Linked DNA regions of Homo sapiens: region 1 is linked to region 2. Evidence: chromatin loops called from intact Hi-C (ENCODE). Cell type or tissue: B cell. All regions are shown on one strand. Links, peaks and the distances in the headings refer to the core of each region. The heading gives the core; the rest is flanking DNA. Region 1 overlaps LRCH1 (leucine rich repeats and calponin homology domain containing 1). Region 2 overlaps LCP1 (lymphocyte cytosolic protein 1).

The links. Peaks named below come from ENCODE experiments on the same cell type or tissue, not always from the same donor. Only the 100,000 strongest peaks of a DNase experiment are listed, where the experiment ranks them.
Region 1: a loop joins it to region 2, with 2.5 times the contacts of the local background. A loop is called at or near these places in 2 of 110 quality-filtered maps.

What each region holds. Positions count from the first base shown.
Region 1 is chr13:46,586,368-46,602,982 of GRCh38, forward strand. The region is part of intron 1 of LRCH1 (leucine rich repeats and calponin homology domain containing 1); the gene reads left to right. Among named protein-coding and RNA genes, the nearest start is that of LRCH1, 42 kb to the left of the region's middle. RefSeq lists a silencer at 9,020-9,069. In B cell, for the core only: no CTCF peak of the experiment used is centred there; DNase peaks (open chromatin) are centred at 8,944, 9,434 and 9,604; H3K4me3 peaks cover 1,685 bases; H3K27ac peaks cover 1,962 bases.
Region 2 is chr13:46,163,808-46,180,422 of GRCh38, forward strand. The region is part of intron 1 of LCP1 (lymphocyte cytosolic protein 1); the gene reads right to left. It also overlaps the pseudogene RN7SL288P. Among named protein-coding and RNA genes, the nearest start is that of LCP1, 10 kb to the right of the region's middle. RefSeq lists enhancers at 8,671-8,720, 13,121-13,180. In B cell, for the core only: no CTCF peak of the experiment used is centred there; DNase peaks (open chromatin) are centred at 13,204 and 14,042; H3K4me3 peaks cover 2,500 bases; H3K27ac peaks cover 2,500 bases.

The DNA.
Region 1 (16,615 bases), core at 7,399-9,898, 420 kb after region 2:
CCATAGCAAGGCTGAGGGGAGCATCATTCATTTTTTCATTCAGTTAGGTTTTTGTTTTTGTTTTTTGAGACAGGGTCTCCCTCTGTCACTCAGGCTGGAGTGCAGAGGTGCAATCTTAGCTCACTGCAGCTTCCACTTCCCCAGGCTCAAGGGATCCTCCCACCTCAGCCTCCCGAATAGCTGGGACTATAGGCACACGCCACCAACACCCAACTGATTGTTGTATTTTTAGTAGAGATGGGGTTTCGCCATGTTGCCCAGGCTGGTCTCAAACTCCTGAGCTCAAAGCAATCCGCTGGCCTCAGCCTCTCAAAGTGCTGGGATTACAGGCGTGAGCCACCATGCCCAGCTTCAGTTAATGTTTATTGAGTTCCCTCCCTGGGTTAAGGAATGATACTTCAGCTTTAACAGTGAGGGGTAGGCGCCAGGATCAGGTCCTGGGATGTGTGGCTGTATTTTTCTGGCATGAGCAGCTTTCTCAGGCATTGGTTCTTTCCAAGCAGGAAAGTTTATTAGAATTTTGCACAGATGCGGTTCATTTCACCCAGGATTTTGTCTTAGTTTTAGCAGCAGAGACAGTGAATCTCACTGGGTCTTAATCAGGAAAAGGAGTTGGCCGTTAAATGACCTCAGGAGTGGCTTCTGGCTTAGACCCTGGAGATGCCGTGTGGTTTGCTAAGGATCAACTAGCTCATGACAAATACTAGAAGAGACTTAATAAATCTGGACCTTTCTTTACCAATCCAAGTTGCTTGAGTTGTAAATGATGTAAAAATAGCACCCTACAGACACTAGTTGTTCAGGGTGAAATCTCTTATTTCCATTAGCCCTGATTCTAGAGAAGAGTGGAGAGTTGGCCTTAGGTGCCCTCTTTGTCTTTGACTGTATATGTGGCACACTTTCTTCAGCCAATGGAATGGCATACGTTGTATGCCATCTGCAAGAGCCTGATAAGTTGCATTACAAATAGAGTGTGCAAACAATAGTACTGATTAAGTGACAAATGTTGAGGCCTGGGAACTGATTTTTGGCACTGACAAATTAAGGCAGATTAGACCGCCTTTCAGGACACTTTTGATAATGCTACGTGTATGTGAAAGAAGAAGGTATCAGAAAAAACTTAATAGAGTTTCTTAGCAAGAGTACTGGAACATAATTGTGGATGCCTAAGAGGAAGTGTTTGAGTCAGGAAAATTTCAGTTGTCCTGAATTGATGAACGAGTCTCTTTTTAGTAAATGCTTCTTTTAACGGTCATGGTTAGTTAGGACTTAGAGACAAATTACAGAGTAGCTTATTGTTATTTCTGTTGTTGTATAATAAACTTTTGGAGATGAACTTCATTAAATGCCCCTGGTCTGGTTTTGTTGGTGAAAAGCTGAAATAAATCTATTGTTGTTAACATCTGTGGTGATATAGACTTGAAATTATAATCTTAGCATGGGTTAGAGGAGCTGTGAGAAACAGTGAAAATTCATATAGCACTTATTATACACAGTGTATGAAATTAATAATCTCTGCATCCTCCTCCCAATTGCTGAAATTATTCTTACGGTTTCCATTTCATTGTGGTACCATAGAGTATGTAAGGGATGCTGGGGCTAAGACTATTAGCATTATGGGAATATTTAAATATAATTTAATATGAGAAAAATCAGAGGAATGTGCAAACTCTAGGCTGTATTTCTCCCTAATGGGTAAATCCAGTCATATATCTCTGACAGAATTGTAAAAACACTGAGTTATTTGATCTTTCCTGACTGACTTATCTTGGAGTCATTTATATTTATAACATGCTGTGCACCAAAGCATGAAAAGCAGAAGCATACAGTTTCGCTCTCATCTGAAGTAATAAAATATTTTTTATTTACATAGTCAATCTGGGATAGATTATAGTAGAAAACCCCTACAAATCTGAGATACTGAAAGTGGTAGCCGTTTTCAGAGATAAATAAGTAACCTATTAGCCTGATTAGATGTCTTTGCTACTCACATGGTAAATAAGGCGTAACTTTGCTTGTTTACTCCTTTAAATTTCCTTATAGATGTACTTACTTTCTTTTTATATGTTTAAGGTCTTAGTAGAATTTCATCCCTTCCTCCAGCTTTTTATTGTATAAAATGTTAAATGTGGAAAAATTGAAGAATTTATGTAGCATAGCACATCTGTATATCTACTACCTAAATTAATTAATTAACATGGTGCTGTATTTCGTTTCTCTCTCTCTGTCTTTTTTTTTTTTTTTTTTTTTGAGACAGTCATCTCGCTCTGTCACCCAGGCTGGAATGCAGTGGCGCCATCTCCGTTCACTGCAACCCCCGCCTCTCGGGTTCAAGTGATTCTCCTGCCTTAGCCTCCCGAGTAGCTGGGATTACAGGCGCCCGCCACTACATCCAGCTAACTTTTTTGTATATTTAGTAGAGACGGGGTTTTGCCATGTTGGCCAGGCTGGTCTCGAACTCCTGATCTCAGGTGATCTGCCTGCCTTGGCCTCCCAAAGTGTTGGGATTATAGGTGTGAGCAACCGTGCCCAGCCTGCATTTGCTTTCTCTATTTGTGTGTGTATATGTGTATGTGAAGGTATGCGGATGTGTGTATATATATATATATGTTTTTTGCTGAACAGTTTGAGATTAATCAGGGTAAGGAGATGTCATGATGCTTACCCTCTCTCTCTATATATTTTTTAAGGCAGGGTCTCACTATGTCACCCAGGCTGGAGGGCAGTGGTGCAATCATAGCTCACTGCAGCCTCGAACTTCTGGGCTCAACTAATCCTCCCACCTCAGCCTCCCAAGTAGCTGGAACTATAGGCACATGCCACCACACCTGGCTAATTTTAATTTTATTTCTATAGAGAGAAATCTTACCATGTTGCCCAGGCTGGTCTCAGACTCAAGTGATCCTCCTGCCTCAGCCTCCCAAGTATTCAGATTATAGGCATGAGCCACTGTGCCTGGCCTAAGTTCTTGAGCATCTGTTTCCTAATAGTAAGGGCATTCTCGTACATAAAGACACTAACATTTCAAAATATGAAAAATGAACGATAATTTTCTCATTATATCTGGTATCCAGTCCATATTTAAATTTATCTAGTTGTCTCCAAATTGTCTTTTATGGCGATTTTTTCTTCCTAAATTCAGATACACAGTGCTCATGCATTGCAATTCATATTGTAGTCCTAAACTCTTTTATGTTTAATCTAGCATCTAGAACAGTTCTCTCACTTTTTTTTTTTTTTTTTTTTTTTTGAGATGGCGTTTTGCTCTTGTCACCCAGGCTGGAGGGCAATGGTGCTATATTGGCTCACTGTAACCTCCGCCTCCTGGGTTCAAGTGATTCTCCTGTCTCAGCCTTCCGAGTAGGTGGGATTACTTGTGCCCACCAACACGCCCAGCTAATTTTTGTATTTTTAGTAGAGACAGGGTTTTACCACATTGGTTAGGCTGGTCTCGAACTCCTGACCTCAGGTGATCCAATGGCCTTGGCTTCACAAAGTGCTGGGATTACAAGTGTAAGCCACTGTGCCTGGGATTTTTTTTTTTTTTTTTTGACATTGACTTTAGAAAGAGACCAGGCCACTTGCCTTGGAGGACATCCCACATGGAGGATGTGTCTGATTGTTTCCTGTTGAGGCTGTTCAGTTTCTCTCATTCATGATTTCCTGTAAACTGGAAGTTAGGCCAGAAGTTTGGAGTTTATTAGTTCAGTTAATCTTTTTTGGGAAGATGAGGTAGAGGAGATTAAGAAAAAGTCAGTGTCATCTTCGCAGAGTGATTTTTCTTAAAACCCTGGCCTCTGTGATATTGAGAAAGTCACAATATTGGAAGGTGACACTTGTCAACTTCTGATTAGAGTCTCTTCCTTATTTTAAAAGACATGAACTAAAAGTTGACTGGGTTTCCTGTCCTCCCCCCTTCACCCTATCTCTTTCTATCTCCTCTTCTTTGCTCTTCCATGGCCATGAGTATGTGCCACTAATAGGACATTTTCTTACAATGTGGCAATTTCCTTGTATACGTTTATGTCTAGCCCACCATTCTATGAGCTGCTGACAGCAGGGAGGTGTTGCTTTTTTTGTGATTTCTTGAAACCCAATATAATTCAGTGTTATCACAGGCCAATTTATTAACATTTAAAACTCTCTTCTTGGCCAGGCGTGGTGGCTCACACCTGTAATCTCAGCCCTTTAGGAGGCTAAGGCAGGAGGATCACTTGAGCCCAGGAGTTTGAGGCTGCAGTGAGCCATGATTGCAGCACTACACTGCAGCCTGGATAACAGAGCAAGACCCTATCTCAAAAATAAAATAAAATAATAAATAAATAAAAGTCTCATCTTAAATTTGATGGGGAAAGGAATTTTCTGGATCCACAACTGAATTGTCTATGCTTGGCAGGCAGATGTTTTCTCAAATGGTGAATGGATTCACCTTCTTTCTCTTCCCTAGTTTAGCTACTTTCACTCCCTTCTAGTCTTCATATATTCCCAAGTGAAGTGAGAAGATAGGTCTGTATATCAGTGACTGTCCTTTTCTTTTTTCTTTTCGATTTCTCTTTTAGGAGCTGAGATGTTTCTTCTCTGAACTTTATTTTTCATTGCTTATGGCTTTTTTTTTTCCCCCTGTAAGTTCTCTGCGAGCTATACACCTGTGGAAATATAGGGACTCTCCTTCATTTTCAAAGAGCTCAGAATATCGGTGAGACAAAGTCCCTTCCTGCCTGGACATTCAGATTGGCCCTATGGACTTAAATTGTCAAGCAAGTATACTTTTTTGTGTGCCCCGCAACTTGGCCTAAACTTTGCTATAAATGGCAAAGTTACTGAATTGCCTTGGCTCCATACCAAATGTTGGAAATAATTTTAGGATATAAAAACACATCTTTCATATGAAAGTATTTCTTTTAGGGTCCCTTGATAAGCATATATATGTGTTACTCATTTTCCTAATGAATTAGTTCCTTTCTTCAATTGTAAGGATAAACCCTCATTAATATCTAATTTGTTGGAATGAAAATGATTCCAGTAACATTTTTATGACTTCAATGTGACTCCCTTATGAAAAGGCATAATGGAATGGCTACTTTAATCAAATTTGAAGAAAAAAGAAATATTATTCTGAATACGCACTTCATAAATAGGAAAGGCAGTTTTCAGCATTTACTTTAGGTATCATTTATTCAGTGAGAGCTTGAGGGTAACCCCCAGGTTCCTGCAGGCAATTAAGACGAAAGTCATGATTTTGGAGAGCTCTGGGTTTAGTAAAACCACATTAGATTAGAGTTCTTAGACCAGGAAGGGGCCCTAGAAAACCATCAGATCAAGCCTCTTGCCTTTAGGCAAATAGGATACTAACCCCTGTTGACAGACAAGCATATTTGAAACCAATAATGGTGTTTTGAACAAAAGAAAAATAGGGGCTTGGAGCCTGGGTTTTCATCTTTTATTGCACTCTTCCTACTGTAATTATAGTTTTATTTTTCAATTCAATTCATTGGATCCGAGAGGAGCTCATTTATCGATTTGCAACCTAAGTATTAGCCATGGAGTCATTCTTGAACTTTGCCGTGGACTTGGGTGAAAAATGTTTCTGGTTTTCAAGGCTTCCCTAGTATCATATGGTATTGGAATCAAAAATAGAGTATTGTTTTAAAACTGTCAGCATAGGCAGAACTTCTCATCCAGCAACGCATTCCGTAGCTCAAGTCCTCATTTTGAACATAGGATTGCAATGCTGAGCCCCTACCATCTTTCCACTGGAAGGAACAGTTGGGCAGCTTTTTAAGGTACGGCGCCTCGTGGAGGACTCCATTAATGAGGAATCATGGTCTCCTGACTTTGGATTGATCATTTTTGTTCAAAACAGGAGTATTCCTGAGTCAGAGTCAGCCACAGCTTATAGGCAACAATTTTCAGGAGACAACATCCCAAGTTAACTGCTTATGGCCCCCAAAACTGTAAGGCTTGTGATAGTGCCCCAGTGAAATATGCCACTGTGGCATTCCCATCCTTTTAGCTCCTGGATTTCTCCTTTTCAGCCCATAATAGGCAAGGGCAAGTAAGGGAACTAACAATTATATGAGCACTTCCTCTGTCCCACACATGGTGCTAAGTCCTTTAAAGAAAACAAGGTTTTCTTCACTGGTTCTCTATGGCCATTATTAGAGAATGCTGGAGTCACTGATCTGGAAAAACCTGTTTAATTCCTTGGTCTCAATTTCTTATCTGTAAAATGAGATTAAATTGGTAAAATATGTGAAGCACTTAAAAAGTATGTTTTAAATGGTACTTAGTGTTACCCACTTCATATACATTTCTGCCAGCTCTATCATACCTAATCACTCATTTGATCATGTCATCCTCTTCCCAGTCTCTGTTCTTTGAGCTGAAGAATGTTTGGTGATTCCTGGCTGCTTCTGGGCAAAACTCCTTAGTTTGTTGTGTGATCTGGCCCCGTCTTACCTCTTTAGACTGATAGATCCCTTCATTCTCGCATTGGTATTAAAAATCAATATAGACCATGATTTTGGGTTTATGGCTTCTGTAAGTTTGTGAGGTTTCTCTACCTAAAATTCCCTTACCACCTGTCCTCCTATGTCCCTTCCCTCTACAGTCTCCACCTGTTCAAATCCCCATGTCCCTTCAGGACACGGGTCCCAGCCTCTGCCCCAATGTAGCCTTTCCTGCTTGCCTTTAAACTGGGAGTAATATCCTCCTTTGGATTACTAGCCCTGTATTTATAGCTGTTTTGAAACCCTATGGAAGTGTAGGCTTTGAATCATCAAAAAGTATTAAGTGATGTTCAGTACTTCCATTTACTCAGTACTAAAGTTCATCAGTGTATTTTCAAACATTTTTCAACAAGACTTGAAATAAAAAAAAAGTTTTTCCTTAAGAGGTTTTTTCTTTCTTTCTTTCCTTTTTTTTTTTTTTTTTTGTCCATTTGACATCTGAATCCTGAATTGACTAGACAAATTTGGTTTTTCTAGTCAGTGGTTAACTGGGACATGCCATTCTTCAAACATTTCTAGGAATCCCAATACCTAGTAGCTGATTCGGTCGTGCTGGAGAATACAAAGGCAGTAATCAAAGAGCCTACACAGAGAGACACTGAATTTTAGAACCAGGATAAATCAAAGTGACTTTAGTGAAACGTCACCACGATCTGACGTGATCTGAATAAACCACAATCTCAGAGAGTGAGGATATGTTTTGAGTAAATTTGTTCTGTGTGTTGGCGAGAGTGGCTGCCTAGTTAACCGTGGGCAGGTCTGTGAGTTTGCGGCATGCCCCTTCGTTCCAGCTGCTTGCTGATAGGCTGGCCCAGGCGGGATCCATCCTTCTGATCGCCAGGTCCTGATGAGGCTGGTGCCACCACTACATCCATTCCAGGGAGACTCCCAATCTCTGTCAGTTTCTTCTGCTTTTCTGAATTCTAAACTCACTCTGATCTGATTTCATTATTTGTCTGTTGTGGTAGCTTTGGTGAAGTTGGACCACAAATAATGATATAGAAGAAAAAATGAACTTTTTTTCTTCTTTCCTGTGTCCTTTTATCAGGTATCATTTCCTCTATAAAACTAATTTTAAGTTGATAGAGTCTTAGGTCTATAGCCACTGTTGAATGCACCTAATCAGGCCATCTCCTTGAACTAGAGAATGTTTGCATCATAGGATAGATACCAGGTTCCCTGAGAGGTGGGTACCAGGTGCCTGGGAAGTGAAGTAACTTGCCAAGAACAGAGAGCCAGGGAGTGACATTGCAGGCATTTAAGCCTAGGCAGTCTGAGTCCCGAAAACAAGTCAAGACATTTATTGTCTTTCCATTTCTTACCCATGTTCTTACTGTTTTGCCTGGACTCCTCTTTTAATCTCAGTGAAAAAAAAAAAAAAAGTACATATTTAACAACTGAAGAAAATAAACAGAGACTGTAGTAAATTTCCAAGCTAATAGCAAGTTATGTAAAAAATACTACTTGCTGATGAGGTTTGTAAGAACCTCCTAGAACCTTATAGAACAAGTGTGGAATACTTGTTTTCTGCTAAGGGCTATTGACCCCAAGAAAATTCAATGAAGCGATCTTTGCAAAATAGTAAATGATTTTTCTTTGTCTCCCTGCAGAAGCAAAGAGGCTTAGACCTCTAGCCACTGTTGAATGCACCAAATCAGGCCACCTCCTTGAGCTACACAGAATGTTTGCATTATAGGATAGGTGCCAAGTGCCCTGGAAGGTTGGTGGAGAGAGAGATGACTTCCAGCTGAGATTGTACAGTAGAATTTAATATTTAAAGTTTCTCGATTTGACGGGGCTGAATTAGTTCATATGAGTTCATAAGTAGGAACTGCTTCGCTTAATTTTGGTGAATAAAATATCCTGGCTGCAAAATACAAAAAAGAAAGTCACCCTCATTTTCAAATGTATGGTTAGTGCTTTCCATAGAAAACATATGGCTAAATGTGTGTGTTTTTTTAATTTAGCTCTGAAATGTGAAGACTGTAATAAGATCTAGTAACAAGAGCGCAGTTTAGAAAAACCTGATTGACTCTAGTTTATGTAACTATACAGGCTATATAAAGAAAGTCTCATAAATGAACTTCATCTAAAGAGTGTGGCAGCTATAACCTTCTCCAACTTTCAGGCTCTGGGTGTTCTCCTAGCTTCTTCTGAGTTTATAGTCTTTATGTAATTATTAATACCATGATGATCATTCTGGGGTTTGCTTTTTGCCCTGGTCACTTTAGGTTTAATTTTATTCCATTCCTGGTCATTTATAGTTTTGTTCTGTCATCTCCCCATACCCATCGAGAACCCTATTCTCCTGTGGCAGACTTTAATGAATGTAACCGCAGATTATGTGTTTTCTTTCTTTGGTGAACTTAGAGGATGCATAGGCCAGGTGCCAAGTGTTAGAAGAAACCATACCTTTCCTGATGGTGCTGCATGGCTAGCCTACCCCGACCATGCAGTAAGTGACTTCCTCACCGCTGATGTGGCAGACCTGCTCTGCATCTCCACAGGGTTTCTGGGTTCTTTTCCAGGCTGTTTCCATATTGCACACTCAGACTGGGTAGGAAAGCAGGCAGGGCACAGTTTTATATGTACGTCAGCATTTTCACTTGGTGATGGATATAAGCTAACTTTTGTAGCTCTCCTAGGTTTATTACTGACATCTGTTCCCCCCTGAGCATATCCAGCTGGGGCTGAAGCCACATCTGCACTTTAAACTTCCATCTACCTTTATGTTTTCAATGTAATTTTAGATTTCATTTGTTTTTAATTGTGAACTCAGAAGAGATGAGTTCCAGCTATGACTCAGTGTGAGTTCCTATGTCATAATTCTACATTTCTGGAGTGCTTACACCTGACAGGAATAAACTCAAGGAAACAAAAAGAACAGGAAAGGCCTTAGGCACATACTGGTTGTTCTAGATGTGGAGTTCTGCTGGCAACTGCCACAGAGTGAAATTGGCCACATGGAATCCAAAGCACGGCCTCACATTGTTTTTTTTTTTTTGAATATTTTATGTAAGACAGGGATGTTAAAGGTAGAGGAAGTAATTAAGAATGGCAGCTATGTCTTTAAAATTAAACACATCGGTCATAACTTTAATGAAGGTGTAAAAGTGTTTTTAGTTTTAAACAGGCAAAAAGGCTTTTAAATACAAGTAACCAGTTTTGAGACTTTAAAAAGCAGAAGTTTTTCATGCCAGTGCTTCCTATTTTAGTTTCAAAGGAAAGGAGGAGGAGCTGAGGTTTGGATGGTTATCATAGATGAGGGAGTTGACATGATCAAAAATGTTTTTTTCCCTGGGAACACATCTTGAGTGCTTATCTCTTCTAATAGATAAAGGGCTGGTGAATTTTGAATGTTTCCTGCAGCTCTGAAGAAACACTGTGATCCTAATGAACACCGAGGAAAGCTTGTATTGCAGCCCTAAATATTACCTGCTTCAAGGAGGCAGCATGTTTTGGTACAGTCTGATCATGACTATAAATCAAAGCATCTTTACTTCTCCAGGGAGATAAAAAAAATCATGTGTTACTTTATAAGGATCTTGTAGTTGCAGTATGTCTGTCAGATGTTTCCATTTTTATGATTTAAGACACTTGGTGCTGCTATGAATAGCAAATTGGAAAAATTGGGCATTTTTTAAATTTTGAATTTTATCTTAGCATATATCTGGAAATGAAATAGCGATCTTGGAACAGAGACATCTTTGTTAGAATATGAAAGAATGTCAGTGAATTCTAACTTGAAGCTACATTGAGATGACATGTTAAAGGCATGAATAGACAAAGGGAATGATTTTCAGGAAGTGCCTTCTGGAGACTGTGGGAAATCCCGTCATGGGTAGAGGAACAGCTTGCGATTGGATCAAAGTCACGCAAAGTTACGCAGGTGGTAGATGCTGGTAGTCAACATGGCTAGGTCCATGGCAATCGATCATTTGCCCAGCATTTTGCCTGCTGAATTTGGGGGAGTGAAGAGGACATTTTCACCACCCCAGGAAGATAGTAACTAGTGCTCTATGTATGTAGCTCAGAGCCCTTGAATTTTCAAGTGACCTTTTAAAAGTTTCCCCCAGAAAGGTTTGAATAGACTTCCTATCTATTACTCTAAGTTTAGGTCTAAGAAAATTCCCAAATGGGTTAATACAGTCGATCCTCAATCTTTGAGAATTCTGTATCTGTGAAATTGGCCTACTTGCTAAAATGTATTTGTAAGCCCCAAATCCATCCGTGAGGACTCTTTGTGGTCATTGGTGGATATGTACAGAGCAGCAAAAAAATTTGAGTAGCTCAAGGTACACGTACCCGGTGGAGGTTGAACAAGGTGACACTCTGCCTTCTTGCCTCAGTTCTCATACTGTAAACGAGTGTCCTGGATGCAGACAATTCAGTGCCATGTCTTCTGCATTTTTGGGCTTTTTCTTGGTGATTTCACTGTTTAAAATGGCTCCCCAAATATAGGGCTAAAGAACTGTCCAGTAGGACTTTTTTTTTTTTTAGATGGAGTCTTACTCTTGTCGCCCAGGCTGGAGTGCAGTGGCTTGATCTTGGCTCACTGCAACTTCCGCCTCCCGGGTTCAAGCAATTCTCCTGCCTCAGCCTCTCAAGTAGCTGGGGTTACAGGCATCAGCCACCACGCCCGGCTAATTTTTATATTTTTAGTAGAGACAGGGTTTCACCATGTCGAACAGGCTGGACTTGAACTCCTGACCTCAGGTGATCCACCAGCCTTGGCCTCCCAAAGTGCTGGGATTACAGGCGTGAACCACCGCGCCTGGCCCTGTCCAGTGTTTTTAAGTGCAAGAAGGCTGTGATGTGCCTTATAGGGAAAAATACATGTGTTAGCTAAGCTTTCTTCAGGCATGGGCTTTAGTGCTGTTGGCTGTGAGTTTAGTGTCAATGAACCAACAACTTAGATCAAATAAGCCATTTTTTTTTTAAAAAACAGAAACACACATAAAATGACGTTATAAGTTGGTTGATGAAAATTTTGTGACCAGAGGCTTGCAGGAACCTAACCCTGTGTTTCCCCCAGAAGCTAAGGATTAGTATTTCCTATGGCGGTGTTCAAGGCAACTTCATAGACAGAACTACCATCATGAATAACAAGGATCACTGTGTGGGCTGAGTGCGGTGGCTCATGCCTGTAATCCCAGCACTTTGGGAGGCCGAGGCAGGCAGATCACCTGAGGTAAGGAGTTCAAGACTAGCCTGGCCAACATGATGAAACCCTGTCTCTACTAAAAATACAAAAATTAGCCGGTCAAGGTGGCGGGCACCCAATAAAATGACAATAGAGTTTAAACTCCATGGTTTCTGAGGCATTTTCTGAGTAAATTGGCATACAGCGTATGTACTCTTTCCTCTAGAAGTTCCAGAAACAACACTATTTCTTTATGTGCAAAATGGCCTCTTTTGAGCAGCCCTGGGGCAGTTTTGTCTGGCCCTCTTGCAGCCAGGGTGCCCCAGTTTAGTGTACAATTGGTATAAAAATAGGCAACACAGGAACTTGCTTGTCTCGGGGGAAAAGACGCTTGCAGATTTATAGAAATTTTACATTTGTATGCATGATATTCTGTAGGTTCAAGAAAAAACAATTCAATTTCAAGATAACATTCTACAGGGTAAATAAAATTTAATTTCAATAAATTTAAGGGGAAAAGTTGTCCATCTTTCTATACTTTCTGTAACTTTTGTAGTTTCACCACTAACAACAACAAAAAAAAAAGAACACAAACAAAATAGCCTTGCTCTGGGTTTTGAGGAAATGGTTTTGCAAGGCTATTTGGTTAGACAATGAATTAGAGTCAGAACTTCCGGGATGGGCTTTCGGTAAGGGAAATGCTTAGGCTGCTGCAAAGCCTGGATTCAACTTACACAGGATCCTTGAGAAGTTGTTCTTCGCATCCAGAACCATGGGCAATGCTCTATGGTATAAAAACCCCGAAGGTAAACACTGTCTGATATATATTTTTTATAATTGCAAAATACACATAAACTTACCATCTTGACTGTTTTTAAGTGTGCAGTTACATATTCACATTGTCGCACAGTCTCCAGAGCTCTTTTCATCTTGCAAAACTGAAACTCTGTACCATTAAATGACTCTTCATCTCCCTCTCTCCAGCTCAGCCCCTGGAAACCACCATTCTGTTTTCCATCTCTATGAATTTGACTACCCTAGGTACCTTATATAAATAGAAGCATAGAGTATTTGTCTTTTTAGTATTGGCTGATTTTACTTAGCATTATATAATGTCCTTAAGGTCCATCCATACTGTAGCAGGTGTCAGAATTTCCTTCCTTCTTAAGGCTGATTAATATTTAATTGCATGTATACACCACATTTTGTTTATCCATTCTTCTGTCAATGAACATTTGGGTTGCTTCCACAATTTGACTATTGTGAATAATGCTGCCATGAACGTGGGTTTGCAAATATCTCTTTGAGACCCTGTTTTCAATTTTTTTTTGTTGTTGTATACTCAGAAGTAGAATTGCTGGATCAGACGGTAACTTTATTTTTAATTTTTTTGAGGATCTGCCATAATGTTTTCCATGGTGGTTCCACCATTTTACATTCCCACCCACAGTACACAGGGGTTCCAGTTTCTCCACATCCTTGCCAACATTTGTTACTTTCATTTTTTTTGGTAGCTGACTGATAATTATGACTAAATAATATTGTTGAAGAACTATTACAATGTCAAGAAATTTTGGCCATCAGTGATAGTCTTATGATTAAACTTAGTAGTATTTTATTATTAAACTTAGTAGCATTTATTAGTAGTAGTTTTATTTCAGAAATATTTGCATTTTCCATGTTTCTAGCCCCTCAATTATGTAGGTAGAAACAAATAATATAGAATCAATTTACCTTATGTTACCTTAGAACTGTGGCCACAGCCTAGTAGGTGCTCAGTTCATTTTTGTTAAATGAATGAATCAATGACCATGAAGACAGTTCAGGTTATTTGTTATGGAGATACGTAATGGGATTGGAAAACATGTAGGGTAAATGTATTAGCCCTCTCCTGTGTTAACTCTTTAGCCCTTTCAAAACTAAAGGTATTTGGCCATGTGCGGTGGCTCACGCCACCGATCTTAATTTTTTTATTTTAAAAATAGCTTACTTAAAAAATAGCTTTGTTGTATTAAAAAATAGCACCCAGCTAATTTTTGTATTTTCAGTAGAGACAGGGTTTCACCATGTTGGCCAGGCTGGTCTTGAACTCCTGGCCTCAGGTGATCCACCCGCCTCAGGCCTCCCATAGTGCTGGGATTACAGGCGTGAGCCACCACACCCGGCCAGGCTTTTTAACATAGTAACATAAACATTTTTATTCTCACAATGTCTTTATGGTTTGGGAATGGTGGCTTCCTGTCTTTCAGAGTCTGGTGTTATTTGTTTTTTTGGTGTGTGCCTTGCAGACACCTGCACTTGAAATCTTTCAGGTATTTTGCAGTCGTTTTCTCAGATGGCTGGATTATTTCAAGCCAAGAATAACAGAGTTAGGGTCAAGACTGTGAACCGTATGGTCAGTCCTTCTAAGGAAGTATTTATTTTTATTCACTTTTGTTTGCCTTTCCTTGGGTCATGGTCCTAATTGCTGTTCCCTTTGGCTGCAGTTATTCAAAACTGAATTTACTGCTGAGCCTAAGACAGTGTTTTTCAAACTTTTAAAATTAAGACACCCAGTAAGAAATATGTTTTACAGTTTTTTTACATCCTGACCAGATTTACACACACACACACACACACACACACACACACACACAGAACCTGAAGTATTTGTTGCAAGTTGCAGATGTTTACAGTTACTGCTAAGGATATGTGTTTCCATTTAATTTACATAAAATACTGTTCATTGAATTGATTTTATGACTCACATTATTTCATCATGCAGTTTAACAAATACTGAGCACTGGTGTCACAGAACTTTGTCGTTCATGCTCTTTAGCAACAGTCAGCTTTTCTGCTCATGACTGATGGCCTATTGCTATGATTCTGTTAGCGCTTTAAAGCAATTTGATTGTCAAAGTCATGTTAGCTCTGGTTGTGTATTCAGTTACTCAGTTTCACCTTTACAGGCAGCTGCTCCTTGGGAAATGGGGCTTGCTGAGCAGGTTGAATGTTCCATAGAATCAGATCTATACTTTGGGGAACTCAGCAGTATGGGAATCACAAGCCAACCCACCCTATCCGTTAAAGGGCTCAGGCCCATTGGTCTCCATTGTCACTTAGACTAGCACAACATCACCTACCTCATGGATGCTTTGAGGGCAGGGCCGGTTTTGTTTTTCTTTTTATTCCTCAGAGCCCGCAGCATGATTCCTTGTGTGGAGAATATGCATCAGCCTTGGCTCTGGTCCTCTCTTCACTGTCCCTCTTCTCCTCCCTACAGAAAACAGCAAAGCATGTATAGAAAGAGATGTGCAGACTGTGTGGAATGACCTGAGGGGTAACTTGCTTAGAGGGTAGAGACTGTTGTGTGTAAAAACTTATGTTTGAGGCAAATTGCAGGAAAAAGTTCTTTAAATGAAGGAAAGATAAGATTATAAGTTTTTTAAAAAGTTGTCTTAATGAATAGAGGAGAATGACTAGTCATTATTTCATAGATCATAGGTACATAGGTGATTTTAAAGGTTGAGTGACTGGTCCCTTGAGGTTAGTTCAATGTCCTCTTGTAATCTGAATTTTTTCATCAAATTCTTTTAAATCCAGGTGGGGCTCAGCTCCCTCTGAAGTATCACAAAACCCTAAATGAATTAGGTTAATAAGACTAATTATATTTCCATAGCAATGTTTAAGTGGCCTGCTGCCCAATCACCTTCCAAGCCCTGCTCTGTTGGGTTTCTTTTTACCCAGTCATGATCACGTAGGACCAGGCTGTTTTTCGTAGGGGGTTATGGAGTCGCAATGCCTGGGGTGTTAGGAATATAGGCTGGGCTTGTATCATAGTACCCACGCCGCTGCCTAACTCTTGATATCCAGTGACTGAGTTGGACTTTGTAGCTGCTTTCTCTTTATTAGGAGAAAAGAGCTTGTTTAATAAACCTAAGAATTAATAGCCTGTGTTCAGTAGTTGGATTTGTAACCTGAATGTTTTTATGTCTACTGACTTGCAACGTTGTCATATAAATTAAAGATCATAGATCCAGCTATGGTTTAAAGGTGACTTCCAGGACATGGATTTGAAAGATCAGAATTTGAATCTCATCTCTTTCCATTCTAGCTTGGTAACCTTGAGGAAACCACTTAACTTCTCTAAGCCTCAAAGGTGTCAAGTAGATTAATGCAACTATGTATAGCTGACCCTGAGGAATTTTTGGTTCCGCTAGAATAAAGCTTGAATTTTTGGACATTAGAAGGATCTTTGAAGATGATGTAGCTTCGTTGTGTAACTGAAGACCAGAGAAATTTAAGTGAGTTTCCTGGAATAGTTTATGCCTCTGCTTCCTGTGTCATGATTACCACCCAGAACACGTGCTTAATTGGGGACAGGTAATCCATTCAGGGTGAAGAACATGGCTTTTGGGTCAGTCTGCAGTGGATCTAAATCAGCCCCCTGCTGTTTACTGTGTCTGTAGTCTAGAAAAAGCTATTTAACTTCTTGCAGATTTAGCCTAACTATGAAATTAAATTGGGGATTTAAAAAAACTCATAGGGACGTGGTGAGGCTTGACTGAGATAAATTTATGCAAAGCTCTTAGCACAATGGCTAGTACCCAGAAAGTGCTCAACATTATTATTATTTCCTAATTGAAGGGCATTGATGATTTAAAATAAAATGGAGGCTGGGTACAGGCTCATGTCTGTAATCCCTACACTTTGGGAGGCCGAGTTGGGTGGAACACTTGAGCCCAGGACTTTGAGACTAGATTGGGCAACATGGTAAAACTCCATCTCTATAAAAAATACACAAATTAGCTGACTGCGGTGGTGCCTGTAGCCCCAGCTACTGAAGAGGCTGAGGTGGGAGGATGGATTGAGCCCCGGAGGTCAGTGCTGCAGTGAACCATGATTGTGCCACTGTGCTCCAGCCTGGGCAACAGAGCAAGACCCGGTCAACAAATACATACATGCATACATACATGCATGCATA
Region 2 (16,615 bases), core at 11,942-14,441:
GTATTAATATACTTTGCTAAATCCTTGTGACTAACTTGGCTTAGGTCTCTTCTATACCCTCTACCATATCCACATATGCATGAATAGAAGGCTCTCCAGCTCTCCGGCTGTCCAGCCCTTCATGTTTTTAAATGTCTTAAGACCTCTTGGTTCATAGGTGTTTATGGGATTATAAGATACATTCATTCATTTAACAAATATTTTATGAATGCCTACTATAAGCCAGGTGCTATTCTTCATTTTAGGTAAGCACGTCTATATTGACCCAGTTAGTTATCCTGAAAGCATGGAACAATGTCAAAGGTAAGGAGGACAAACAAGATCTCTGACTCTAAACCTGGCCTTATCCCTTGACACAAGAATGTTAGATTTTAGAGCGCTATCAGCAGCTAGCGATAAATATAAGTAGAAGCAGAGAACAAGACTACATTCTAAGTGTCACAAGTAGGGCCAATGAAGAAACAAAACAATTACAGTGTTGGGTAAAAAAAGAAAATCTAAAAAATATCTAAAGATCATGGTATAATGGGAAATTTTTTTTACCATAAAAATTGCAGTGGCCCATTCATTTAAAAGACATAGAAAGTACATGTATTTTAAAATCATATTATTTTTAAACCACAGCAGGTAGGTCAAGATGAAAAGCCTTGAGCATCTGTAACAATATTTTTCTACGAGATTTATGAGTGGAGAGGATAAACTCAGAGAAGTCAAACAGCAAGAACACCTTTAAATTTAAAAAATCCAAAATGCTTCAGTGATTTAACAGCAAATGCAAAAGAGAAGTGGATTAACTTAGTTTAAAAGGTAAAGTGGAGAAGGGATAATCAGCAACTGACATTGCTGTGATACTGTTTGTTGTTGTTGGGCAGAAACATGAATAGATATCTGGAGAGAGTCCCTTTTACCATCAGCATGAGCAGCATATCCTGGAAACACAACCTAACTTTTGGAGACAGAAGGAACCTCATAAATAATTTATTACAATGTCCTCATTTTATAAATAAGGAAACTGAAGTTCTAATGAGAAGAAATGTTTTATCCATGTACAAATTCTCAAGGCAATGCCAGGCTGGAGCTTGTAAATGCAGGTGCTGATGAGCAGAGCAGGAAAAGGATGGAGTTACCATTAAAAGGGCCCCTAAGGTCCATAACTGAGCAGAGACCTTTAAGTAATTAAACTGAATGTGCAAAGGGCAGTAATTTCACAAAGCAAAGCAGCAGGAAGAGGACATAATTAGTGTAAAAACAGGCAGACCAGATCATTTTTAAGAAAGACATTGAGCCAGGTGCAGTGGCTCATGCCTGTGATCCCAACATGTTGGGAGGCCGAGGTGCACGGATTGCTTTGAGCTTAGGTGTTCGAGACCAGCCTGGGCAACATGGTGAAACCCCATCTCTACCAAAAATACAAAAATTATCTAGGTGTGGTGGTGCATGCCTGTGATCCCAGCTACTCGGGAGGCTGAGGTGGGAGGATCACTTGAACCCAGGAAGCGGAGGTTGCAGTGAACTGAGATCATGCCACTGCACTCCAACCTGGGTGACAGAGCGAGACCCCATTTCAAAAACAAAAAAAAAACAAAAATGCACCCATTTTAATTCACGCATATTTGAAAATATGGGTTATGATAATATTATAAGATTAATAAGTAATATAAGTAAGATTAGTTGGTGATGGCTTTAGTTTGCAAATTACTGGCACCATATAGGCAGCAAACTATACAGATACTGCTGCAGTAATGGGCATGCTGAGGCATCTGGAGCTTAAAAGGAGGGGCTAAAGAAAGCATGTATCTTCCAAGGTATAAGTGAGTGGTTTCTTCAGCTCTGCCCGACTGCTCCTGCATTGAGTGTGGCCCTTTTTAATGACTACATCATCTAAATATGCCCTGCCACAAACCATTTTCAGGTCTTCTGCAAATCCGTGGTCAATCTGGGAAATCCCCTTCTGAATTACTGCCCAAATCAAAAATCTATTATAAAAAGACAACTCATTCATCAAGGTCACGTCTGGGCTGCTAGTTTTTTGTGTGAGTGCATGTGAGAGCACTTAAATTTATTAAATCAATAGTTGTAGAATCTCAAGACGTTGGCCAAAAAAAAAGCATTGGTTGTTCATTTTAAAAAATTATATTATTTTTAAAACCTTAAGAAAAAAAAAGCCCCACCTCAAACTGCAAAAGCCACAAAGCCTGTTCATTTCTTAAATCAGTGAGTTTTGAGTTTCTGCTTAAAGGGTGCTGGTATTTCCCAAGTCAGTAGCGAAGGGAATTTCTGAGGATGAGTTATCATAAAAGTACCTGAACTTAAGTTCTCTAAAGTCTGAATATAGAAACAATTTGTGGGAGTTTACTCTTGAACACAGTGCTGCAGAATTTACAGAAGAAAAAACATCCTCTAAAGTAAATGTAAAAATGTAAATGGAATTTTCTCTGGGGAGTTTCATAACTGATAATTAAAAGCAGAAAGGCTAGAAAAGGTGACCTGTCTAGAGAGAGATGCTCAAGGGGTGGAATCATTTCTGAAAGATGGTAGTGCTGGGCTAGTCAGTATTTTGATTCAATATACTGATGCTGAATCATATAACCTGCCAGGATCAGGGAGGCATCTGTGACCTGGTATCACCTTGCCAAGGGACTCTTTTGAATGTGCCCCACTTTTCCTGCAACTTGATTCAGTAGTTAAAGTCAAACCGGACACTCAGGACTCAAGTTCCTAGCTCTGCCTCAATAAATTTCAGTACATTTCCAGAGGGGAAATTATACAACTTCCAAACATCTCAAGAACAATCAGTAATCCAAAAGAACACATCATCTAGAATAACATTAATATTGTAAGCTTTAGCATTAGACTATGACAACTAAAGAAACGAAAAATAAAATATGTAGGACTATGAAGCAAAATAAAATACCCATACATTTTTAAAAAGCCATCAAGATTAATCTATTTAAGGAAAAAACATTGCTTTTACTTAATCCTGTCCCCTTCATTTTATAAAGTAGACCACTGTAGGAGATCTTACTTTGCGAATATATGGAATTTACTATATATTCTTGGGATATCATATCTCTATGGATACAGATATGACTAACTTTTACATAAAGGATGATTCAGAAAATATAATTTTAAAATGACTTTGTTTTTAAGAAACCAAATAATTATAAATGGCCTTAAAAACAGATGGCCAGTTAAAGGGACTCTGATGAATCTTTTTGTCAAGTCAGAATCTCCTCCAGATTGTCCTTTTTCTCCCTGCAGATACATGGATTCTCTCAAAGCCTACAGAATTCTTCTCTCTGCAGGCTCTGATGTAAATGCCACAGGGTGGAAGGTAGGGGGAAGGCTATTCAGGAGGAGAGACTCAACGGCTCTCCTCTGACACTATTATCTCAGGCCACATAAACACTTATGGGAAGCTAGCAATCCAGATTACTCCAAACTTCATCAACCTCATATTGCTCTGGGTACCTCTGGTTTGACCACTACACCGAGGGGCTTCTGAAGCTGTGTAGCACATCTTACAGAGCCTGGCTCTGTCGCCAGCTAAGGAGTTCTCATTCCTTCCTTCTCTCCCTTAGTACATTCCTGATACCTCTGTTTTCTACCAAGTTGCCCAATCCCATTAAGGGTGTGACACAAGAACAAGCCTCCTGCAAGAAAAGGGGATACTCCAGGCTGGGGCTTGGGGAGGCCTTTCTGTGCCTTAGCATCTCTCTCCTTCCCTGAGCTTTAGACAGTGATGCTCCTGATACTAACATCTTTAAATTCTACAGCTACCCTTTAGCCCACATTCTACCAGAAGCAATTTAAGATCCAGACTTTCCCCTACTGAAAGCTCAGAGTACCCCAAATGCATCTTTTCAATAAATTGAATATTATGGGCTAGCTGTTTAACCATGATTGCACTATTACCTTGATATCAAATGCCATTCATTCATTCTTTCACTCCATATATGTGTCTGTATGCAAAGTACTGCCCTGGCTGCTAGGGGGTTGGTGAGGGGCTTCAGGCATGAAGCCCACAGTTAAATATCAAGTTTCAAATGCAGCACATGGATTACAGCTAATTTACTGTGAAATAGTTAATGCAATGAAAAGAGTTCTGACGATCAAAAACGAACAAGTGAAAAGGTTAAACACAAGGCTCTGAGGGAAAAATAAAACTAGATAAGTGTAAGAAATTAGCACAGAGGCTTATCAAAAAAATAAAAATATAAAATACCTAAAGCAGCCCAGGCAATTAAGATATTGAGACAATTAATATACTTGAACATCTCCAAAGAAATCAAAATGGAAATAACTGGCAGGAAATAGAAGGAAGTGCCAAGCTTGGCAGTCAGGAGACCTAGGCTGTGTAACTTTAGGCTCCATCTTGCCTCTATGGGACTCAGTTTTCTCATTCATAAATTGAGAAGCGGAGTCCGTTCTATGTTAAAAGTTCCAAAATTCTATGCAGTAGCTGACAAGTATACATACAAATTAGAGCTAGATTAGAAAGTATTGCAAATGAGCTGAGAAATAGCTGCTGGCGCCATCAGCAGCTGTAGCTTTGGCTCGGAGGTGCCTTCTGTGAAATGGAGCAAGTGAGGGAGTGGGCAGCTCCCAGCCCAGCCTCGCTCCTGGGGGCTGGGGGGCTGTGTTCCTGCTCTTACCTCAGCAGCACGAAAAGCTCTGTCTAGATGCATTCTCCTCACTGGCCCCAGGCAGATGCGCTCTGCTCAGCTGCCTAGCTGCTGGACTGCCCCCGCACAGATCAGGGAAGTTCCCAGAGCAGCACGTGAGACCTGTTTTATGGGATGTTACCACACACAGCTTAAGACACGTTGATCCAGTTCACTCCTAGTTTCTAGGCAAGACGGTACTCAAACTGTCCCAGAAAGAGAGTCATCTACTATTTTGTTAAAAATATCCAAATAAGGAAATCCTACAACCTCTCTGGTGTCTCATATCCCTACTTTGTAACCTAAATCTTTTCTGATACGATTGAAGGTCTCTCTTGGGCTATTCTCAGAGGAAATAACAGGAGCTGTTCAATTCATAAAGATTCCATCACATGCCTTGGTCTCTTTATATTCTTGTAACCTGCTTTTTTAGGGCTTATTCTCCAAATCTTTCATAGTTTTCTTTGCTATCTTCTGGGTCTATGCCAACTTCCTTATAGAATGAATGTAGTAAGAATAGCAGTCATAGAATGTAGAGGTGGAGGGATCTTAGAGATGATCTATCTGGCCACTCCCCTGTCACAGAGGCATGAAATGACACCCAAGTTAAAGGACATGCCTAACATCACAGAGCTTATTGGAGGTGTGGCTGGGACCAGAGTCCAGGCCTCCTTATTTCTCTTCTTTCCTCTTTAATAAGTTTTAAACCCTAAGATAGGACTCTTCTCTTTAATTAAGACCTTCTTCACATATAGTAAGAACAATCCCCCAAGATTTCAAATGTCTTACGAATATAATTTCATGTATGTTTCTTGTACATGAAGGGGAATTTTTCTAGGTATGGCAAAGGCACTGTTCAGGTTTAGGCTGCAATTAACATGTGCCAAATCACATACAAATATTGTGTACACTGGCATCTTCTAGGTCACGATGATTCTTACCCCCTGCATTTGTCTCTATACATTTATTCTATTTTTTTTCCTTAAAGAGACAGATCTCACTATGTTGCCTAGGCAGGAGTGCAGTGGCTCTTCACAGGTGTGATCCCACTACTGATCAGCACAGGAGTTTTGACCTGCTCCATTTCTGGTGTGAGCCAGTGCACCCACTCCTCCTTAAACAACCTAGTGGTCCCCTGCTCCCATATTGATGCCAAACTTAGTGCTGACACCCAATTGACATGGCACACTACAGCCCAGAACTCCTGGACTCAAGCCACCCTCCTGCCTCAGCCTCCCAAGTAGCTAGGACTACAGGCGTGCACCACCACACCTTGTTGTACATTGATTCTTGACCTTGCACTAAGGCCCTCCAAATTTCCTTAGCAACCAAAGAGCAAACCCAATTAAAACAACTCACCACGAGATGAAATGTTCAAAAGACAAGACAGCCAAATTCATAGATCAATAATAAAATGACACCCTCAGACTTATCGCAACAATCATCATGGTTTCAGGCATCCTGTTCTGGAGGCTGGGGAGAATCAGTGAGCCCTTCCTCTGAGCTTTGGTCCAGATCTCTGTAGTGTGGTCCCTGTTACCATTCATCTCTCCTAGCAGATTAGTGTCTGGCCCATGTGAGGTACTCAGTAAATGAGCTGTGTACATGAACAAAACAATCCATAACCTAATGGTATACAGGACTTGAAAAGTCCCCTATCACCTTCTTTGAGGAATTTAACAATAATATTCTTGTGTACATACTTAGACAATCCCATCCACTGAAAGGTACAGACACCCAAAACAAGGCTACTAAATGCTTCAAATTCACATTAAACCACTTTGCTGGAAAGACAACTTTGGTGAGTTAATTTGGTGTCTAAAGGGCAGCTGCTGGCCCGAGGTAGTCTGTGAAATGGCACCTGTGCCTGCTGCCTAGCCCTACCTTGCCAGCCGCAAAAGCGATTCTGTCTGAGATTGCAGATCCTGAGGCTGGGCTTCTTGGCACTGTTGCTGTAAAACCTGCTGGCTGCCGGTAATGCTTGGCAGTGGGTCTCTATCCAACTCTGTAGGGCCTGCTTGTAAGCTGAGCGCTGCTGAGGTGGGAGGGAAAGGAACCTTGGAGACAGAGCAGTGACTGAATGAGGGGCAAACCCACCTGGGATGCACATATGCGGTGTACCAAGGAGCAAGCTGGAAATATAGGTGCTAGCATTTACCTGCATGTAATTTGCGTCTCACTATCTGAACAATGCTATTCATCCCCCAGTAATTCTAAATGTCTGTCACTAAAAAAATTCATACATTTGTAAATTTCTTCCTTCAATAGACATCTGCCAAACACCTACTATATGCCAGGTCCTGTGTTAGATGCTGAGAACACACAGACGTGGCTTTGGCCTGTTGAGTAGGGGAGAGAGACACAGTAACTAGAATACAGCGAAACTTTTTAGATCCACAGGAAGAGGGAAAAAATAGCTCTCCCCTGGAGAGCCAAAGGCGGCCCCCTAGAGGAAGTGACATTTGACCTAGATTTCAACAGAGCAGTAGGAGATTGCTTAAAGATCAGTCTGTTTTTTTCTTCATTCATCAGAGACTCCATGCTCTCTCTATAGAAAGCCTATCTATTTGGAGTCAGAGAAAGGGCAAATAGCTAAAGAACAAATGAAAAGACCAGTTGGTCAGTAATAATAGCCGTTAACATTAATGAGTGGTTAACTCAGTGCTAAATGTTTTACATGCATTCACATTTAATTCTCACCACAATCCTATAGGGTATTACTATGATTCCCACTTTGAGGAAACTGAGGTTTAAATAGCTGGCCCAGGGTCGCACAGCTATAAACTGGAGTGGCCTCCTGCCTTTCCTATCATTTCTGGCTATGGGATTCCTGTATCTCGAGTTTCCCTGCCATCCTTTGGGGTTGCCCTTGAAGGTCAAAGCTCTGACCTCATGTTAATTAGGGAAACACATATTTCTGCAAGGTTTTACTTAGGACTGGGCCCTTCCTAGGCTCTTTAGGGAAGTTCTAAATGTGTCTTCGGTTTCTCAACATCTTTAAAGGAAGTATTAAGAAGAGCAAGAACACAACCAGGCTTGATCTTTTCTGCCTGTGTCCCCCCTGCCACTGGTGGAGAAAAGGGTCCTCTTTGCCCGTGGCCTCCACACCTCAGTCATTCACTCACATTTAATAAAGCACATACCTTGTCCTAAGTACTAAAGATACCAAGATGAACAGCAGAGAATCCTTGCTCCTGAGGGGCACACAGTCCAGTAAACAAAATAGTCACGCAAATGCAAGACTACACTAATATGAATATTTTAAAGATATTATTTGCATGGAGCTACAGGAGCACAGAGAATGAAGTGCAGTGGACCTATGAACAACACAGGTTTCAATGGTGTGCGTCCAATTATACGCAATTTTCTTCAATACAGTCAGCCCTCATTGTCCTCAGGGTCAGCATCTGCAACCAAATGTGGATGGAAAATACAAGTATTCGCAGAATGCGAAACTCAGGGCGACCAAGGGCCAACTTTTCGTACATGTGGGTACCACAGGGCTGACTGCAGGACTTGAGTATGTATGGATTTTAGTACCGAGGGGGTTACTGGAACCAGTGCCCTGTGGATACCATGGAACAACTGTATTTAACTCTGCCTGGGAAGGCAAAAGAAGGTTTTCCAGAGAAGGTGATGTTGCCCACTGAGCTAAGTCTTAGGGAACCAGTAGTTTTCCAAACAGACAAAATAGAAAAGGGCATTTCAGGCAGAGAAAATAGCTCTGCAGGGCGAGGCATGGTGGCTCACGCCTGTAATCCCTGTACTTTGGGAGGCTGAGATGGGTGGATCACCTGAGGTCAGGAGTTCAAAACCAGCCTGGCCAACATGGTGAAAACCCATCTCTACTAAAAATACAAAAATTAGCCAGGCATGGTGATGGGTGCCTGTAATCCCAGCTACTCATGAGGCTGAGGCAGGAGAATCACTTGAACCCGGGAGGCAGAGGTTGCAGTGAGCTGAGATCACGCCATTGCACTCCAGTCTGGGCCACAGAGCAAGGCTCCATTACATTAAAAAAAAGGAAGAAAGAAAAGAAAAGAAAGAGAAAATAGCTCTACAAAGTGCAAAGCAAAAGCACACACAGGAAGCTGTGGCAGGTTGGGTGTGGCTACAGACAGGGATGCAGGAGGAGACCTCCAGGATGAGAGGTTGGTGAGGTGGTGTCAGCGTGCTGCTCGTTCTCACTAGCTCTTGTTTCTAGAGGCAAAACCTCGGTGATGCAGGCTATACTCCACTCACCACAGGTAATGTGAATACAAACAACAAAATAATTCTGCCCGGAAACCATTTTGGTTTGTGTGTGCATAGCTTTCTCCTTATGTCATTATCTCCCATTTAGAAAATACTGCAAAGACAGGAGGGAACTGAACATGTTAGAATGGGGAAATAGGGGCCCTGGAGGGTGAAGTCACTCCCCAAAGTCTCAAAGTAAGTCAGTGACTGGTCCAAAAAGAGAAGTAAGTGGAACCTCTGGAGTCTTAGTTTGGTCGAAGCAATGCGTGGGAAAAACACAAGTCAGTTGGCATTTTAAGAACCTAAAGTTTTATTTAAAAAACCTTTGAGATGCACGGTCCATGAAATGTGCTTTACTTCTTAGATGTGTGGATCTAGGATACAGGGATACACCCATGTAAAGGCATTCCAAACAAAAGCTAATGTTCCTCGCTTCCTTTATGAAATTAGGATCATTATATATTGTTTTTAAAATGAATCAACTAGGCAGTGACATGGTATGGTGAAATGCTGAATTTTCTGACTCAACTATTTTTTGCTGTGTGTATTTGAATGTGTTACTTAAATTTTCCGAGCCTCAGTTTCTTCATCTTTAAAGAAGGGGTGCTAATAATGCAATCACACCGTTCATTTCATAGGGCAGCATTAGGATTAGGTGAGACAGAGTGTTTAAAATATATACAACAGTGCCTGGTGACTGAAGGGAGAAAGAGAGGAAGAGAGGAAGGAAAGAAAGAAGGAAAAGGGAAGGAACAGAGGAAGTTAAAAGAAAATGTAAAAGAACTAGAACTTTTGCAAAATTATCTTGGAGAACAAATCCCAATTTCTAGTATAAACTGTAGGAAATATTGTCAAGTCGCAACTTAAAAGCAAAGATTAGTTGTGTTGTATACTATGTGTTTTGTGTGGGTGTAAATCTAGATCTCACATCCATGCTCTATGTTTTAATGTTCTCAGTCTGGCTTATTTTGGCTTTGGTACCACATTTCTTATTCGGAGTCCTTGAAGTCAGGTATTGCAGAACTGGTACATGATACCAACCCAAAGCCAACAGCATTGGTATTAGCTCATCCTGAGTGGTGAAGGGGCTCCGGGCTTTGCCTTGCCTGAGTACTGACAGTGGAAAGTACCTTCTAACAGTTGAGGAAGTATGGCCAGAGTGGAAAAATGTACAGCAATCTTAAGAAAAGCCCAACCACATACACTATGAGCCATGAAAAGAAAAGAGATCTCTGGGCATCTGTGATGAGGACCACTGGGCAACATCTCCTCTCTGTCAGATGCACCAATGCTCAGAACTGATTCTGTTATCCTGCACTACACTCTACCTCCTCTCCACTCTCTAATTCTCCAGGCATTTTTACCATTGTAGTCTGAGCTGAAAAACAGTGAGACAATGTACAGCAGACATTTGTATACAAGCAATGATAACAGAAACTTCTATTTATTTGTAATAATGTGATCTCATTCTCAATAGGCTTCTTGGATTTTAGAATCTCTAATGACAAGCTTATTTGCAGAAAAAAACAAAAGGAGAAGTTACAGATAAATTGAGACAGGAAATTTGTATTAATTTGATGGGCTCTCTTTATCTTCATTTTTTTTAAAAGTTACAGTTTAGTTGGTAAATATTTACCAATACCAACGTACAATGGAATATGTATAACATTTCTTTTATCAAAATTTTAAGTGCCTAAATAGCCTAATCTAATATCTTCACAGCTATTATTTTAAAGACTTCCCACCATAAAATCCTCAAGCATTTATATTTATTTCTCAAATATGTTTGGTATACCAGCCGACCTAACAAAAGGAGACTTGGGATCTCTTCCTGATAGAACATGTGGAATTATAGGCCGGGTGCAGTGACTCACACTTGTAATCCCAGAACTTTGGGAGGCCGAAGTAGGGGGATCGCCTGAGGTCAGGAGTTCAAGACCAGCCTGGCCAATGTGGTGAAACCCTGTCTCTACTAAAAATACAAAAACATTAGCTGAGCGTGGTGGTGTGTGCCTGTAATCCCAGCTACTCAGGAGGCTGAGGCAGGAGAATCTCTTGAACCCAGTAGGCGGAAGTTGCAGTGAGCTAAGATTGTGCCTGGGCAACAAGAGCGAAAACTCCATCTTCAAAAAAAAAAAAAAAAAGAAAAAAGAAAGAAAATGTGGAATTACAAATAATCATTCAATAATCATGGAAACACAAAAAAGTATATAGACATATTATCAGGAAGCAACTAGTGGATCATGTTAGAAGATACAAAACAGTTTAAATAGACATGGATTATACTTTTAAGAAACTGCCAACATAAAATGAGAGAGAGGAAAGGTGTGAATCTTGACTCTGCCAGTTACTGGTTCTGTGACCCCAGACAAGTCACTTAACCCTCCCTGAACCTCAGCTTGGTCATCTGGAATAAGGATATAATTAATAACAACTTTACCTAGCTATGTATGAAAATAAAAGAGTAATTATCTTTCAAGCGTTTGGCATGATGCCTAGTAAATATTAGGGGCTCAGTAAGTCAGTGGTGACGCTGGGTGGAGTAGATATGCTCCATATCTACCTAGACGACAACATGGGAAAATGGAAGGGGAAAATAACCCACATCACACCTAGCGAGTAGATAGCACTTGCCTGATTTTATAGATGAGGAAACTGAACTTCAGAGGCTCCAGAGACTTGCTCAGCCTCCACATTTACCAAGAGCCCAGAATATAAATCCAAATCTGTCTCTACCTTTGCTCCCCTTTCTTTATACCACATTTGCCTCTTTTGTGCCTGGGAGCTGCAGACACTCAGCTTTAAAGAACTGGTACTGGAGATATGGTACTGGAGGAAGAACTGCGTGCAGTGAACAGTAGGGTGGGTACGGAGGGAGGAGAAAAACTGTGTGAACATCACCAGGTAGATGAAGTATCACAACTGTCATTCTCAGTGGTCACAGAAAAGAAACAGAATCCATGATATTTTGAGGAACAGTCCCAACATGAATGACAGCAAGAAAAGGAAAAAATCCAAAGTTTTCCAAGGTGCCTACCATATTCCATATTTTCAAAGGGAAACTTTAAAACTGTTTATAAAGCATTAGAAACAGTGGGGGAAGTTCAGTTCGCATTTTTAAGATGACAAAAGAGTGCTCAACAGTGCAAAACTACAGGCATGATCTTCTCTTTTTTCCTTACTCCCACTTTGCACCTATTACCTAGCTTTCTCTATAAAGAATTTATATCCCACTCTTCTTTGTTCAAGCTGGCCTTTCTGGTGAGGGTGATATGAGCAGATGATGTCAAGGAGGTACAAAGGATCTACTTTTTAAATGTTACACCTGAGATTACTAGAGGCTGGGAAGGGTAGGGGGAAGGTGGAGGATAGGAGAGATTTGTTTAGATACAAAATTATAGCTAGACAGGAGGAATAAGCTCTCATGTTCTATAGCACTATAGGATAACTATAGTTAACAGTACATAGTTTTAAAATGGCTAGAAGAGAGGCGATTGAATGTTTCCAGCACAAGAAATAAAAAATGTTTGAGATGATGGATATGCTGATTACCCTGATCTCATCACTAGACATTGTATGTATTGAAACATTACTAGGTACCCCATAAATACATACCGTTATATGTCAATTTAAAAATAAATAAAAACTGAAAAAACATTTTCAGGATGGAAGCTATATTGAATGCACACACATCTATTATAATCTCATGAATTATTATAAAAGGTTTTTATGGAAAAAAAGTTGCACCTGAGGTTAATAAAGATCCACTTCTAATTTTAAACTTTGCCTAAGGAATGCTGAATAGGGAAAATATGCAAATTTTATACAAATAACATTTGTGTATCCTTTTACTTCACACATTTGGATACATAGCTTGGATAAATTTTAGTGACTACTACCAGACTGAGGAAACAAAATGCAGGGTATTATTTAAATACAAGGTAATTGTTCCATTAATTCACTTCCCTCTAGAAAGTGCAACCAGAAAAAGAAGGAAAGCAAATTATCTGGGAGATTGCAATTCACATGCATAATTAATCTGCTTGCTGAATTTGGTGTCAGCTTTTCTGCTATGGAAAACATAATCTCTTTTTCACTTTAGCTTATCCAGTCAAGAAGGAGTGTGTGAGTGAGTGTGTGTGTGTGTTTCCGTGTATGTGTGTTTATTTGTGTGTGTGTGTGTGTGTGTGTGTGTGAGAGAGCGAGAGAGAGAGAGGGAGGGAGACCCTCCCTTCTGTCCATGTAACAGATGCTGAAATAAGAATCAATGCTGCAACCACAGAACTGTGGGTTTGCTAGTTCCCCAATTTAACATAGCTTTTCCTTCCGCCAGAAAGAACAACTGACCATCTTTGAGTAACAGGCTCCTTGTACTTGCAAGTGGGGCTGACACAGCCATGGCTCTGAAGTTGAGCAAAACTTACTTAAACCCAGTAAGTGGTTCACTTTTACCTCTCTTCTTCCACTAACATTTAAAGCAATGTTTCATTCTTTCTCAGTTTTTAGGACACTTATATTTGGCCATTACTATACAATCATAGATATGTGTACTTGGGTATAAAAAGTAGAATGTTTAATCTATTCATGTCTATCAGTCACAACAGACTAGAAAATGTGAATGCCACTTGACTAAAATTATTCTAAACTTTAAAGGCCGGGCGCGGTGGCTCACGCCTGTAATCCCAGCACTTTGGGAGGCCGAGGCAGGCAGATCACGAGGTCAGGAGATCGAGACCGTCCTGGCTAACAAGGTGAAACCCGTCTCTACTAAAAATACAAAAAATTAGCCGGGCGTGGTGGTGGGCGCCTGTAGTCCCAGCTACTCGGGAGGCTGAGGCAGGAGAATCGCTTGAACCCAGGAGGCGGAGGTTTCAGTAAGCCGAGATCACGCAACTGTACTCCAGCCTGGGTGAGCCAGGAGGCAGAGGTTTCAGTGAGCCGAGATCGCGCCACTGCACTCCAGCCTGGGCGACAGAGTGAAACTCTGTCTCAAAAAACAAACAAACAAACAAACAAAAGACTAAGAACCTTTTAAAGTTTTTGAGGGTGGAGATCATGTTTTGTGACCCATGCAGAGGCCTGTAATTGTTAACAACCAACTTCTACTCAGTCAAGTGTACAGAGGGGCTGACTACTGATGCTGTTGCTGCTGCTGCTGCTGCTGATGGTGATGATAATGATGATGATGATGATATGATGACACAGAATAATTTGTTTATAAAAGCACTTATCATATAGATGCATTTATTTGGGGAAGTATTATGATTATTTGAGCTCAACTTGAGGGCTTAGTTACAAATAAGCACCATGGTTTGCTACCTGTTTATTCCAGGAAGTTGCCTTGAAATTCAACAGTTAAGACAAAATTGATCCAATTGTAGAAAATTAAATAAAATACGTGAATGAATGAACTTGCCTTCAAATATGAAGAGGACACCAGACACTACCTCACAGGACTGTATGACAACTAAATGCTTTCATAGGGTTAAAGCACTTAGAAAAACACCTGATTCAATGTAAGTATTAACGTTATTATTAGGATGATTAATTGAAGCGCCTTCCACTCCCCCCCATCCCCCACCGATATCTTACAAGATGGAGCAGTTATGCAATTTCTGGGCAGACTGATGTAAGCATTGAAACTGACAAACCAAAACAACAGGAACAGTCAATAGTATAAGGCAGGAAGTTGGATCAGAAGGGAACTGAGGAAAGCAACAAGGAGATGCCATCTGGGGAACACCACGGCCACAGCAGCTATAGGGAGATATCCCTAGGAAACCAACATCTAATCAGGAGGTGACTTCCGAGAGCCTCAAAATGAAGACCCTGTAGAACATTAACACTTTTTTAAGGAGTGCGCTTCCATCTGGCAAAATAGGAACACTTGAAACTCTTCAAATCTGTGGACACTGATTAGTTTTATATTTTGATGTGTCCTAATTCTAATGTTTATTTCTGCAGTGTTCAGTATACAGATGAAATAGTATCATTTCATTTGATATCTGTAAGTTGGGAAACTAGCAGATAAAAAAACACTAGGAAGAAAATTAGATTAACTGAAATAATGTCACTCTACTATAAAATCTACTATTAGTAATAAAGTCCAAGCCTTTATAATCTTATTTTATAAGTGTTTGACTCTTCATAAGTATAACCTTATAAGCAGATTTCTTAATTTTATTTTACCTAAGCTGATTTTAAAAGTTGCTTGCCATCTCTCCTGTATACACAGAAGGGCCTGTACTCTTTAGGTAACAAGGAGAAGTTGACTTGAGAATTTTCTGAGAATAATCCAAAGTGACTAAGTAAAAGTTAACAACTGCCCTTGTGTTCTTTGTCATCAAAGAGGCCCATTATTGGGTATATAGTTTTGGCAAGGGTAGCTAAGTTTTGGCCCAACCAATGTATTTATACTAAAAAAATGAGATTGTAATTTTCCCTGTTTGTTAGTCATTGTACAATTTTTTAAATTTCTTGAGGTCAATGTCTATATGATACTTTGAAGCTAAAATGAGACTAGGGCTTCGGTAAAGCTGAAACATGGTAGAATGCAAAATATTATATTATTGTTGCATCTTCATTCATAGCAATAAATGGAAACTCAGTAAATATTAAGTTAATAAGTACAATCAAAGTCTTTCATGCGTATGTAAGAAGCTGAGAAAAAAAATACTTGTGACAAATTTTCAATTCAATAAATGCCTTTAGTATCTACATGTGCCAGGAAAGATGGAGAAGGAGCTCAGGTCTGTCAGCAAATAAGTACTTGAAACTAAGACAATGTGATTAATGTTATACTTACTCCAAGATCAAAGCATTGAGCAAATGCACACCAAAGAAACATTTAGTGGGGGCAGGGAGAAGATGGGAAGGCCTCCAAAAGGGTATGTTTCTTGAAGTCCGCCTTGAAAAATGATCAGAAGTTTTAAAAATAAAGAAGAATGCAATTAAAGAAACAGTTGCAGTGAAAAAAGGTGAAAGAGAATGGAACTTTCTGGTGGCTTGTGGTCTGGTGCACCAAAATGTGGGTTAGCAGTGGCGGGGGAGGGGATGGGGTAGTGGGAGGTTGAACAGAAGGAAGTGACAAGAAATAAGATTGGGGAAGTGGGTCGAGGCAAGTTTGTAAAGGCACACAATTCTTTAGTAAAATTATGCATTAATTTAAAAATAGTTCTTCAGCCCATTATTATATAAAACCTGCAATGGTATCTCTTATTTATAAAAATAAAAATGTTTGTAAATTTATTACAAAGTTTTTCTTCTCTCTCTCTCTCTCTTCTTTCTCTTGCTCTCTCTCTTTTATTCTCTCTTAAAACTGTGAGTGCCAAGATCTTGTTAGCTAGCTTCAGTAATAAAAGTCTATAATCACCTACCTCTGAGAAAAATATGCTGGCCTGGAAGGGAGGATCTGTAACACACACAGTCAGTAGGAGCCTGAAATCCTGGCCATCTACTGCCCCCCACCCCAACTGCCCAGTGACCTATGGCCGGTTCCTTCAATTATCTAGCCCATTCCTTATCTCTAAAGGTAGCTGAGAGGATTAAACGAGGTAATGCATAAAGAGTAGCTGCTTACACTACGTGCTCATAATTATTGAGTGCTATTATTAATTTCCTGTCCTCTCCAAGTTAAATGGTACTTTAACAACAAGTAAATGAGACTTTACTTGTTGGTCTTCCCTTCCCCAAAGGGTTCAGAGATAGAATTATAA